2 separate regions of the Homo sapiens genome follow, and region 2 is linked to region 1. Evidence: read pairs that join two places in POLR2A ChIA-PET (ENCODE). Cell type or tissue: HepG2. All regions are shown on one strand. Links, peaks and the distances in the headings refer to the core of each region. The heading gives the core; the rest is flanking DNA.

The links. ChIA-PET counts read pairs that join two places held together with the same protein. Peaks named below come from ENCODE experiments on the same cell type or tissue, not always from the same donor. Only the 100,000 strongest peaks of a DNase experiment are listed, where the experiment ranks them.
Region 2: POLR2A ChIA-PET joins it to region 1 with 10 read pairs; 3 of 35 experiments call an interaction of 5 or more read pairs at or near these places.

What each region holds. Positions count from the first base shown.
Region 1 is chr1:56,187,603-56,192,979 of GRCh38, forward strand. No RefSeq gene overlaps it. Among named protein-coding and RNA genes, the nearest start is that of LINC01767, 220 kb to the right of the region's middle. In HepG2, for the core only: a CTCF peak has its summit at 2,493; DNase peaks (open chromatin) are centred at 1,429, 2,639 and 3,619; H3K4me3 peaks cover 2,559 bases.
Region 2 is chr1:56,474,687-56,480,001 of GRCh38, forward strand. LOC124904185 (a long non-coding RNA gene) reads right to left here. Exons shown (of 2, transcript XR_007066106.1): 1 at 4,200-5,315. Among named protein-coding and RNA genes, the nearest start is that of LINC01767, 62 kb to the left of the region's middle. RefSeq lists an enhancer at 2,243-3,016. In HepG2, for the core only: no CTCF peak of the experiment used is centred there; DNase peaks (open chromatin) are centred at 1,565 and 2,775; H3K4me3 peaks cover 907 bases.

The DNA.
Region 1 (5,377 bases), core at 143-5,142:
ATCTTAGACAAGATCCTGGAACAGACAGGGAAAAACATTTGTGTTAAAATGGGTGAAATTAGAAAAAGGCCTGTAGTTGAGTTAATTATATTGTACCAAATGTTCATTTTCATCACTTGATAATTGTACTATGGTTATTTAAGATATTAACATTAGGTGGAACAGGTAGATAACAGAATTCTTTGTATTATTTTTTCCACTTGTCTGTAAGTCTAAAATTAGTTCAAAATAAAATGTTTCAAAAAATAAAATGATGTTGCTTATGTAAAACAATTCTTTATGAAATGTAGTATAGTGGTTAAGAGCATCTTTTCTGTATTCAAACCCTAGCTTTTTAACTTATAAACTATATAATTTTGGGCAAGTTATACCTATCACTCTGGGCTTCAATTTATCTCAAAAAGTAGTATCCTAATACCCACATTGTGTTTGTTACGAAGATTAAATAAGGAAATCCTTGCTAAAAACACAGGTCAACACAAAATATACTCTTAATATATTTTCTCTTTTCTTGTAATAGCCAGTGGTTCATCTATGTCAGGAAGCCATTGGGTTTCATCTGCCAAAAGATGCCCTCATCAAAGACACCAATCACCTCTTGAGAATGAAAAGCAAGAGAATACAAGGAGAAAAGATATGGCCTCGTTAGGATGTGCTTTGAACCAGGGGTTGTCAGCTCAAATGCCTACAAGGACCAAGCCTATGACACCAGCTAGTGGAGTCAACCTGGGCAGGAATGTGGTGAGCTGGAGAGCCAGTGTGCTCTCCAAGGGGAACAGCTGTGTTCCTGCTGTCACCATGATAAATTGTGGCCCAGTATTGCCAGATCTCCCAATTTTGCAAGAATCTTGGCTTTTTATAAGAAAACTCCCAACTTCTAAATGTTGGTAAATAGTTCAAAAATGTAAAGCATCCTGGTTCTAAGACTACAAATGCCAAACCCCAAAAGCGAGTGAGCCAGATGCAGCTGGTGGGTTCCACCTCGATTGCCAACTTTTTAGCAGGTACAGCTGGTGAAGTAGGGAGTGGGTGGGGTTTTTGTATCCAAAATGCCTGGGTACAAATTCACTCTGTGGTTAATTAGCGTTACCCACACACACATGCTTACACATGCACACGTACATGCACACCAGTTACCTCATCATATATATTTGGTAGGCTCAGAATTAAGCAAAATTGAAGATAATTTTTAAACTGCAGATTTCAGAAATTTTTATATACTCAGGTGCATTATGAATCCTGATTAGAGTCTATGTAAGCTATGTATACCTTTTATTTTCTTCCAACGTCATCAGCCACCTAGGCATTTTCTGAGGCACTACTCATGGCACAAGCATTCTGTGAAAACACATATGGGACCCTGGACTAGATGGTTTCTAATGCTCCTCCCAGCCCTGACCCTCCTTGTTCCTGAGCTCAACAACAAAAGGATCTTTCTTTTTCCCCACAGTGCTTGGTGCATGGTGCACCACTGGTAAATGCTTACGGAACTAATTGCCTCTTGCAAAGGAATTTGGGGCTCACAATAGTGTCTGTACTTCAGATTAGGAGGAAAAAAAAAAGAAATCAAGCCAGATGCCACAATGGACTAAAACAAGCTCCCCGACTTTGCCAGTTGGTTTTGATTGTTTACAAAGAAAAAGCCAAACAAAGAAGGAGGTGGAATTTATTTCAGTAAACAGCATCTTTCAAAGAGAAAGAACTCAGTCTTCTCTAAGAGAGGTGCCCTCACTGCTGTTACAATCAGAAAACGTTTGCAAACAACCACTTGGTTAAAGAAAACAACATGTTCAAACAACAAAACCATGGGTTTTCTCAGAGCATTTGGGGTGTGTTTGTGTTTGTGTGTGTGTTTGTTTGGGAAGGAGGGTGGGAGGGATGCACTTGCATACATAGTCATCTTCAAGTCTAAGAGCATTTTGGTGTCTCAAGATAGGAAAGTAACAGGTTTTTAAATGCAGTGCATTGAAGCTGCAAGCGATTTTACACCCTGTCTTGCCAAATATTCCTCAATCTGCAGATAACACAAACAAGTCCCAGGGAGGTTAAGTGGATTTCTTAAGGAACAGATTCCACCCCTGTTCCCTGTCTCCCCTTCTCTTTTCTTCCTAGTGTTCTTTCCCCAGTATGCTGCCTCTTAGAGCACAGGAATATTTTAAGAAACAGTTTACGAAGCCACAACTCTAAATACATAATACCAGCAACAGTGATACAAACATGGGAAATGGCAGAAGTGAAACAGAAGAGTAAAGTGTTAGTCAAGGCAAGGAGGTAAACTCTAAAGCAACACAATTGCATGCACTCCTAAATCCAAAGGAAATCCGATCTCATTGCTGGGAGATATTATAAACTACGACAATAATAATAGCTCTGCCTAACAATGAACATTCCCTAAGCGCTCTCTTTGTGCCAAGCACTGTCTTGAATGCTTGTTCTCTGTCTTATTCAATCTCACAGTTACTGCCTCTGCAAGAAAGGTGGCGCTGTCATGATTTCAACAGAGGACAAAACTGAGGATCAGGAGGCCCGAATAAGTAATTGCCCAAGGTTACGTAGTGCAGAAGTAGGTATGCTGGAATTTGAACTCGGATCGATCTGATTTCAAAGCCCTGAATAGTTCTACCACATCAAGGGCAGGAATGATGCGAAGCCACTTACGTATTATGGTACTTGTCAGTGTTTGTGTACCTAAAGACAATGCTCATTTTATGTCTACTGTGTGCCCAATGTGTGTCAGTCACCATGGTCAGTCTGAGGATGAAGCAATGAGACCCTGCCTGGTCATTCAAGGAGGGATCAGGGGAGGAATGAGGGAGACAAGAGAAGCATTACAATCTGGGCCATAAGAGAGCATACAGGGGTCCAGCACACCTAATACCAGGGTCCTAAAAGGGTATATGGAACTGATGGCATTGAAGGTGATCCTTAAAAGAGGAACTCAAAGAGGAAGCAGGAAGAAAATGCTGCTTTAGATACAACGAACTGGAAAATCAAAGATCAATGGCAGCAGGGACTCAGGGGGAGTCAGAGAAAAAGCATCCACTGGCACATAGCTGGAGTCTGAGGTGTGTCCTGAAAGGTAAAGGGAGACGATTTTGAAAAACTGGAGGATTTTGAACTTTGGGCTGAGCAGTTTGAACTTTATGTTGCAGGTTATGAGGGTAGGATGGGGGTAGGTTAAATTTAAGACATAGGACCACAGAAATGTCCTAACTGAAACAGGAATTAGCCTGTGGGAAACAGGAATTCAACAGGGGCCCTCTTTAAGAGTCAGACAGGGCTGTGTTAGAACTCCAGCTCTGCCACCCACTAACTGTGTGGCCTTAGATGAGTTACTCCCCTTGCTGAGCCTCCTCTTCCTCATTTGTGAAATGGAATAATAATACTATCTAGCTCATAAGATTGTTGTGAGGGTTAAAGAAGCATCGACTGCAAAGCGCCTTTGCAAATGCCTTACACATGTGAGTTATTATTCAGTGGTGAGTCCTGATTTCCATAATGTTTGATTTGTCAGTGGTTTGGGGTAATCAGTGCCGACGTCTTTCTCCCTTCAAAGCTTGCGCCATGGCTGTGATTCACAGAGAGTTTGTGGAAGGCAGCACTAGTTTAGTGGCAAGCAGGCTCAGTTTCTGATTCTAGCCCCGCAGTCATTGGCGGGTCCTGCATGGAATGACTTCAGGCCAAATAAAACCTCTCTCTGGGATTTAGAGTCTTCTTTCAACACAGTGGGTGGCATAGAGTTGACAATCAGCAAATAGTGGTGTCCTTTTCTTCCTTTCTAAGTCTGGTATTGCCTGTGTGTCTAGAAACCCATTTAACTTCCCTGGGCCTCAGTTTCCTTGTTAAGAAAATGGGAATAATCATCTTCACTGGATACTTTGTAGGATTATTTTGAAGCTCAAACAGCAGTTGGGATAAGATGGTGCAATGCTTTGTAAGCTGAATCACTTTACAAACATACGGGATCATTATTATAAACTGAGCCAAGTTCAAATGGTTCCACTGAAATTCTGAGTCCCTGAGGCTAAAATGAGTTAATATTTGGAGTGGCCTCCTGAGCTCCAAGGAAGAATAACAATGAAACTTTCATCTCCTGGACTAATAATAGTGAAAAACAGTTCACCGTTATGGGCCTATTCATCGCTACCCCGTGAAAACAGAGCTAACTGCTATAAAACGAGGCCAATTAAATCTACACAATTCTGCTTCCTGCCTCCCATCCATTTCACCTATTCTCCCCCTCTCCCAAATAATAGCCTTTCTCCCCTCCCTTCTCTTCATGGTGAAGTCTTACATCTGTGAAGATCATAAAACGCATGACAGCCATTGGGGGAAAAAAAATCACACTAGTACACACACACAAACACACACACACACACACAAACACATCAGCACATCCCTCCCCAGCAGTGTCCTTAAGAAAAGGAATAACCAGTTGGAGACAGCTGCATTGATGGTGCCACTAAGCAGCCCTGGTGACATGGCCAAGGGCATTTCTTGACTCCTTTGCACGTGCTCTGCACACCAAGACACACAGGCTTAGCCTGAAATCAGCCCTGAGTGGACATTCAGAACTTAAATGCTCTTTAATTAAAGCAAATATCATGGCATTTGTTCCAAGAGTCTGCAAGAGTTACTGACCAGCGGACTTCCTTGAGTTCCTTTCCCTGTCATAAGAAGTTGAAAATATCACCTCACAGATCACCCATAGATGTTTAATGCCCTAATTTGGAAATACTGCATTTCTGTTTTTATTTTTAGTTTTGCAACTTTGGGAACAGTGCAAAAGAGAAAGACCTAGGTTATGATGGAATGAACACTGGACATAAAGTGAAACCACCAGAATTCAAATGCTTACTATGTTCCTTATAAGTTGTGTCACCTTGTGTAAGTCACTTCTCATCTGCAATACGGGGAAACAATGCCCACTTCTCAAGTGCTGGGGAGCTCAATAGAAGTATCCCAGAAATAAAAAGCCTCATATACTGTACGTTTCTCCTGTTGAGTAAGTGTGAGTTGTGATCCCTCAAAAGGGCGACGAATTAGGATCAGGAGCCATAGAACCTGAATCTGGCCTCTGTTGCTAACCAGTTGGGTGACCTTCACAAATCATTGCACCTCTTGGAGGCTCATTTTTCTCACACCATTCAAGAAATATTCGCAAAATTTCTATCATGTGGCAGGTTCTGTGTATAATTCCATGAACTCTTAGTCAAATATAAGGATGACTATGACATTTTTGACTACTGGTTAATGATATGAATTGTGTAATTTCATTATTTCAATGTCGTATCTTCCCTTATGATCTCCATTTCGAGGTTGTATTGTTCTCTGTGATCTTAACCTTCTATTCTAATTTATATTGTCCTAGTTTCTG
Region 2 (5,315 bases), core at 1-5,000, 290 kb after region 1:
CTGTCTGCTCCTCACTCTTCACCCAGAATTAAGACATGCTGGGCCGGGAGCGGTGGCTCACACCTGTAATCCCAGCACTTTGGGAGGCCGAGGAGGGTGGATCATAAGGTCAGGAGTTCGAGACCAGCCTGGCCAACATGGTGAAACCCTGTCTCTACTAAAAATACAAAAATTAGCTGGGCATGGTAGCGGGCACCTGTAATCCCAGCTACTCGGGAGGCTGAGGCAGGAGAATTGTTTGAACCCGGAAGGCCGAGGTTGCAGTGTGCCAAGATCGGGCCATTGCACTCCAGCCTGGGTGACAATGCAAGACTACGTCTAAAAAAAAAAAAAAAAAAAAAAAACACAACCACAACAACAAAAAAGACATGCTAACTAAGTTCAAGCAGGTCCCATGCCTCCAATGCAGGCTGTCCTGACCCAGCTTTGCCCCTTCAGTTCTTATCCTGCAAACCTAAAAAGCTGCTACACCAAGTGGCTTCTCTAAAAGACCCCAAGAGCCAAAAGCGACTCACATTTTGGTCTCTGGGGGATAATGTGATCCAGATTCCCTTACGCCATGCTGAACAAGGGAAAGCAAAGAGTATAGAAAATCACTACATTGGCAGCAGGGAGACGGGGGTTCTGATCCCTGCCCAGCTATTCACACAGTGAGTCATTTACGCAGGTAATTTTTCATCCAGGAGGCGAAGGAGATTTGAACATGCACCTGGACCAGGACTAGGACTATCTGTAAAAGATCTGAAAGATACCAAGGGAAGGGGAGCTTTGATTGCTTCTCCATCCAAGGTGGGGGCTGAGCTAGACAGAGTAGAAAGAACTCAGGTATAGTCTCCAATGCTAGGCCCACCACTTTCTCACTGTGTTCTTGGGCAAGTCACTGGACATCTGAGTCTCCGTTTCCTCATCTGAATACAGGGGTCAAAATTTCTACATTGAAATGGTTTTCCTTCACTTGCCTGTTTTATGATCTTAAAATTGGTAACTGCCTTCTCTGGGCCTCCCTTCTTTCCTTACCTACTTATCAGCGCTGTGGCAGAGTAGGAAAGGGCATGGGTTCTAGGGCGTGATTTGCAGTGTGATCTTGAGTCAGTTGCTTCTCTGTGTCTCAGTTTTCTCCTTTGTAAAACAGTGGCTACCTCATGAATTTGTTACAAGGACTAAAAGAGAGGAAAGTATATCAAGTACTTGGCCCACTGTTAAGTGCTACACAAGTGTGAACTCGCTTACATTGTATGTGTGACTACTGAGTTAAGAAATACCACAGATGAAAGGGTAGAGCATCTGGGTTCCAGTTCCAGTTTTGTCACTCGCTTGCTTTGTGATCTTAAATAATTACTTACCCTCTCTGGGTCTCCTTTTACGTCTTCAGTAAAATGAAAGGGTGGGAGCTTCCTAAGGGCCTTCTAGTTCTTGCATTCTGTGTACCAGAATTGTGTACAGAGATTCTGGTACAGAATCCATCTTTGAACCTGCTGCTCCCTGGACCTGATATGTCTAGCAGTGCTTGTGGAAAACCTACTCCCTTCTCATCCTCTGGCCAGGTTAAGTTTAACCTCCTATGGGAATATTTCCCTGAGTCACTCAAAAACAAACAAACAGACCGGGCGCGGTGGCTCACGCCTGTAATCCCAGCACTTTGGGAGGCCGAGAGGGGCGGATCACCTGAGGTCAGGAGTTCAAGACCAGCTTGCCAAAATTGTGAAACCCTGTCTATACTAAAAATACAAAAATTAGCTGGCTGTGGTGGCACACGCCTGTAATCCCAGCTACTTGGGAGGCTGAGGTAGGAGAATCACTTGAACCTGGAAGGTGGAGGTTGCAGTGAGCCGAGATCTCGTCACTGCACTCCAGCCTGGAAGACAGATCAAGACTTCATCTCAAAACAAACAAACAGGCTTGGCACAAGTGGCTCACGCCTGTAATCCTAGCACTTTGGGAGGCCCGGGCAGGTGGATCGCCTGAGGTCAGGAGTTCAAGACCAGCCTGGACAACATGGTGAAACCCCATCTCTACTAAAAATATAAAAATTAGCCAGGCATCGTGGCGCATGCCTGTAATCCTAGCTACTCAGGAGGTTGAAGCAGGAGAATCATTTGAACCCGGGAGGCAAATGTTGCAGTGAGCCAAGATCGGGTCACTGCACTCCAGCCTGAGCAAGACTCCTTCTCAAAAACAAACAAACACACTCCATTGGCTTCTTCCTATGCTTCGAGCATTTACCTGGATACCACTCTTCTGAATCTGACTTATCATTCTTAGTTTCCCTCGTTCTCTCCCTGCTTACCAAGCTGGGTACCCCTCGAGGGCCTGGTGGGCCTGGAGTGACAAAGTGCCTGGGCTTTGAAGGCACATCCCAGCCTCAAGAAAGCTCTGTCCCATACTATCTGGGTGATGTTCTAACTCTCAACTGCCTCATCTATAAAATGGAGACAGTAATACCTACAACACAGGGTCGTGAGGATGAAGTGCCCGAATATCCACTTCTGGCAGAGGACACTTAGATGCAGTCACGTGAAAGGGCTGGACGTCACCTTTCTCTTTGGAAATGTCCCCAGGGTGTGGCACAAAGGAAGCACGAAATACAGTATTAGTGGACTGCATGTTCTGGGGTGAGCAGCTTGGAAACCCCCAACTCCCCATCCGCCAGGCCACAAGGAGTTAATGTTCAACAACACCCTTCTGACCCGGTTCCTTTCCAAACCAGGCCTGCAGAAGCCGACGGCTGCTCCCATTGGGCCCATGCCTGCCCCGCCTTCCCGCCCGGGAGGTCTTCTGCGCCCAGCGCTCCTCCAGCTTCTTTTGCTCTCCCCAGAAGAATTTAAAAAGCCAAACAAAACCCTTTTGCTGTGATCTCACCCCAGACAAACGCACGGCTCCCAGACAAACGCACAGCTACAAAAGCAGCCCGCATTTGCATTCTAAACCGTCCCGGCCTGGGATGAAAAGCAGAAAATGAAGTCAAAGCGGCCGGCAGAACAATGAGCCCCTCCCGGCAGCCGCCGCCCCGGCCGCCCCCACCTCACAGGCTGAATCCCAGGCCCGAGACGTGGGGCGTCCGGAGCAGCCCCCGCCGCGGAGGAACGGCCGAGGCGCGCCCACCTCCGGGGCCGTCCGAGCCTCGTCGGGCTCGGTGGACTGGCCCCGCCCGAGCGCGCAAGCTTCCCATCTCTGCTTTCTCTCCTCCAGGGTGAAAGGACGGACGGCCCCGACCCGCAGACCCGGCAGAGCCCCGCGGGGAGGGCACCAGGCCAAAACTAGGAGGAAACCGACCAAGTGGGCTGCGGCGGCCGGGAAAGAAACCACGTGCGCTGATGTCCTCAGAAACGCAGGGAGATGTTCCACCCACGGAAACCATTTGGGTTCTGCTAAAGAAGGGGGTCAGGGGTCAGAAAGGGCTCTTGGAGGGGACGGGAAATATATATGAAATTTAAAATATCTGTATATATTTTTATATATACATATGTATATATGTGTGTATACATGTCTATGTGTGTATACATACATATGTGTATATACATATTTTATATGTGTAGTATATATGAGACCAGGTTAAGTTTAACTTCCTCTGGGAATATGTGTGTGTATATATGCAGATAATATATAACATATAATAACATATATAGCATGTAATATATAATTTCAGCGTATATGTATATATGCTGAAATCTACAAAATAAAAGTCAACACTCCAGCCGCAGCATTCGACAGCCCATAGGGACACAACAATCCGTTGATCCTACCCGCCTTTTCACTGCCCCCCACCCATCCCTATGCCATCGGTTTCTCTGCTTCCTCAGCATAAAGTCCATGCTCCGTCATTTTAATTATTCGGTCTAAACTCCCTTGCCACTCGAACCCATAGGTGTACGCACCTGCCAAACCCCAAGCAGGTTAAATTCAACTCTTGTCCACCCTCACCTGCGTCTGCCGGGCAAGGCACACCACCTTGCTGACTATTCCCAATAAATTCTTGACACTAACCCCAAATGGGTGGTTAATGCTGACTTACATCCCTACTACATTTTCCCAGTGGATTCTCTTCCACTCTTCTAAACAAATACTTTACATTTTCTCTTTTCTCAGCTCCCCCCTCTGCTCCCCCATCCTTCCTCACTGCTGCTAACTTTGTTGCTGTTTTATTGAGGAAATAGACGCAATCAGGCCAGAACTTCTGCAAGCTTTCCCCAGGCACCCACCTGATTTGTAGCGTGGCTTGCCTGGTGGCCATCCTGTTCTGCCCTCCGACCTGTGATTTCGCATGAAAGCTGTCTTGCCCTGCCATAGGCCGAACCTCCACCTGCATTCGACGCCCAAGCCCTTCACAGCTCTGAAAACCCTCCCAGAGCTCTTCTCTTCTGCACCATCACTTTTCCTCTGTCTGGATCATTGGCCTCAGCTCACAGACACTACCATTTCCACCATCTTAAAAACAAAAGCAAACCAAAAACAAGAGTCTCTTTTGGCTCCCTATCTTCCTCCAGCTACTTAACCCATTTCTCAGCTTCCATTTACAGGCCAGCTCTTCAAGAATTGTCTGTGTTAAGGGGCTTCAAACTTGTATGGTTCACCTGCCTGCAGAAGAGAATTTTGAAAAATTGTGTACTCTGGCCGGGCGCGGTGACTCACACCTGTAATCCCAGCACTGTGGGAGGCCAAGAAGGGCGGATCATGAGGTCAGGAGTTCGAGGCTAGCCTGGCCAACATGGTGAAACCCCATCTCTACTAAAAATACAAAAATCATCTGGGCGTGGTGGCAGGCACCTGTAATCCCAGCTACTCGGGAGGCTGAGGCAGGAGAATAGCTTGAACCCGGGAGGCGAAGGTTGCAGTGAGCCGAGATTGCGCCACTGCATTCCTTCCTGGGTGACAGAGCAAGACTCTGCTCTGCAGGGGAAAAAGAAAATAAAAAAGAAATATTGTGTACTCTAACACACATTTGTAAGTTGTATCTAAAACTGCTCAATATAAATTTACATATAAGATCCAGGTGCAGCTAAATAATCAGCCACACACTCTGAATTTTATTATTATTATTATTATTATTATTATTATTATTATTAAGCTTAGTAAAATACCCACAACGTAAAAATTTACCGTCTTAACCATTTTTAAGTGTACAGTTGGGTAGTGTTAAGCTAAGTAATAGTCACACTGTTGTGCAACCAATCTCTGGGATTTTTTATCTTGCAAAATTCAAACCCTAATCCCATTAAATGACAACTTTCCATTCCCTCTTTTCCCCAGCCCTTGGCAGCAACCATTCTACTTTCTGTTTATACGAGTTTGACTGTTCTGGATATCTCATATAAGGA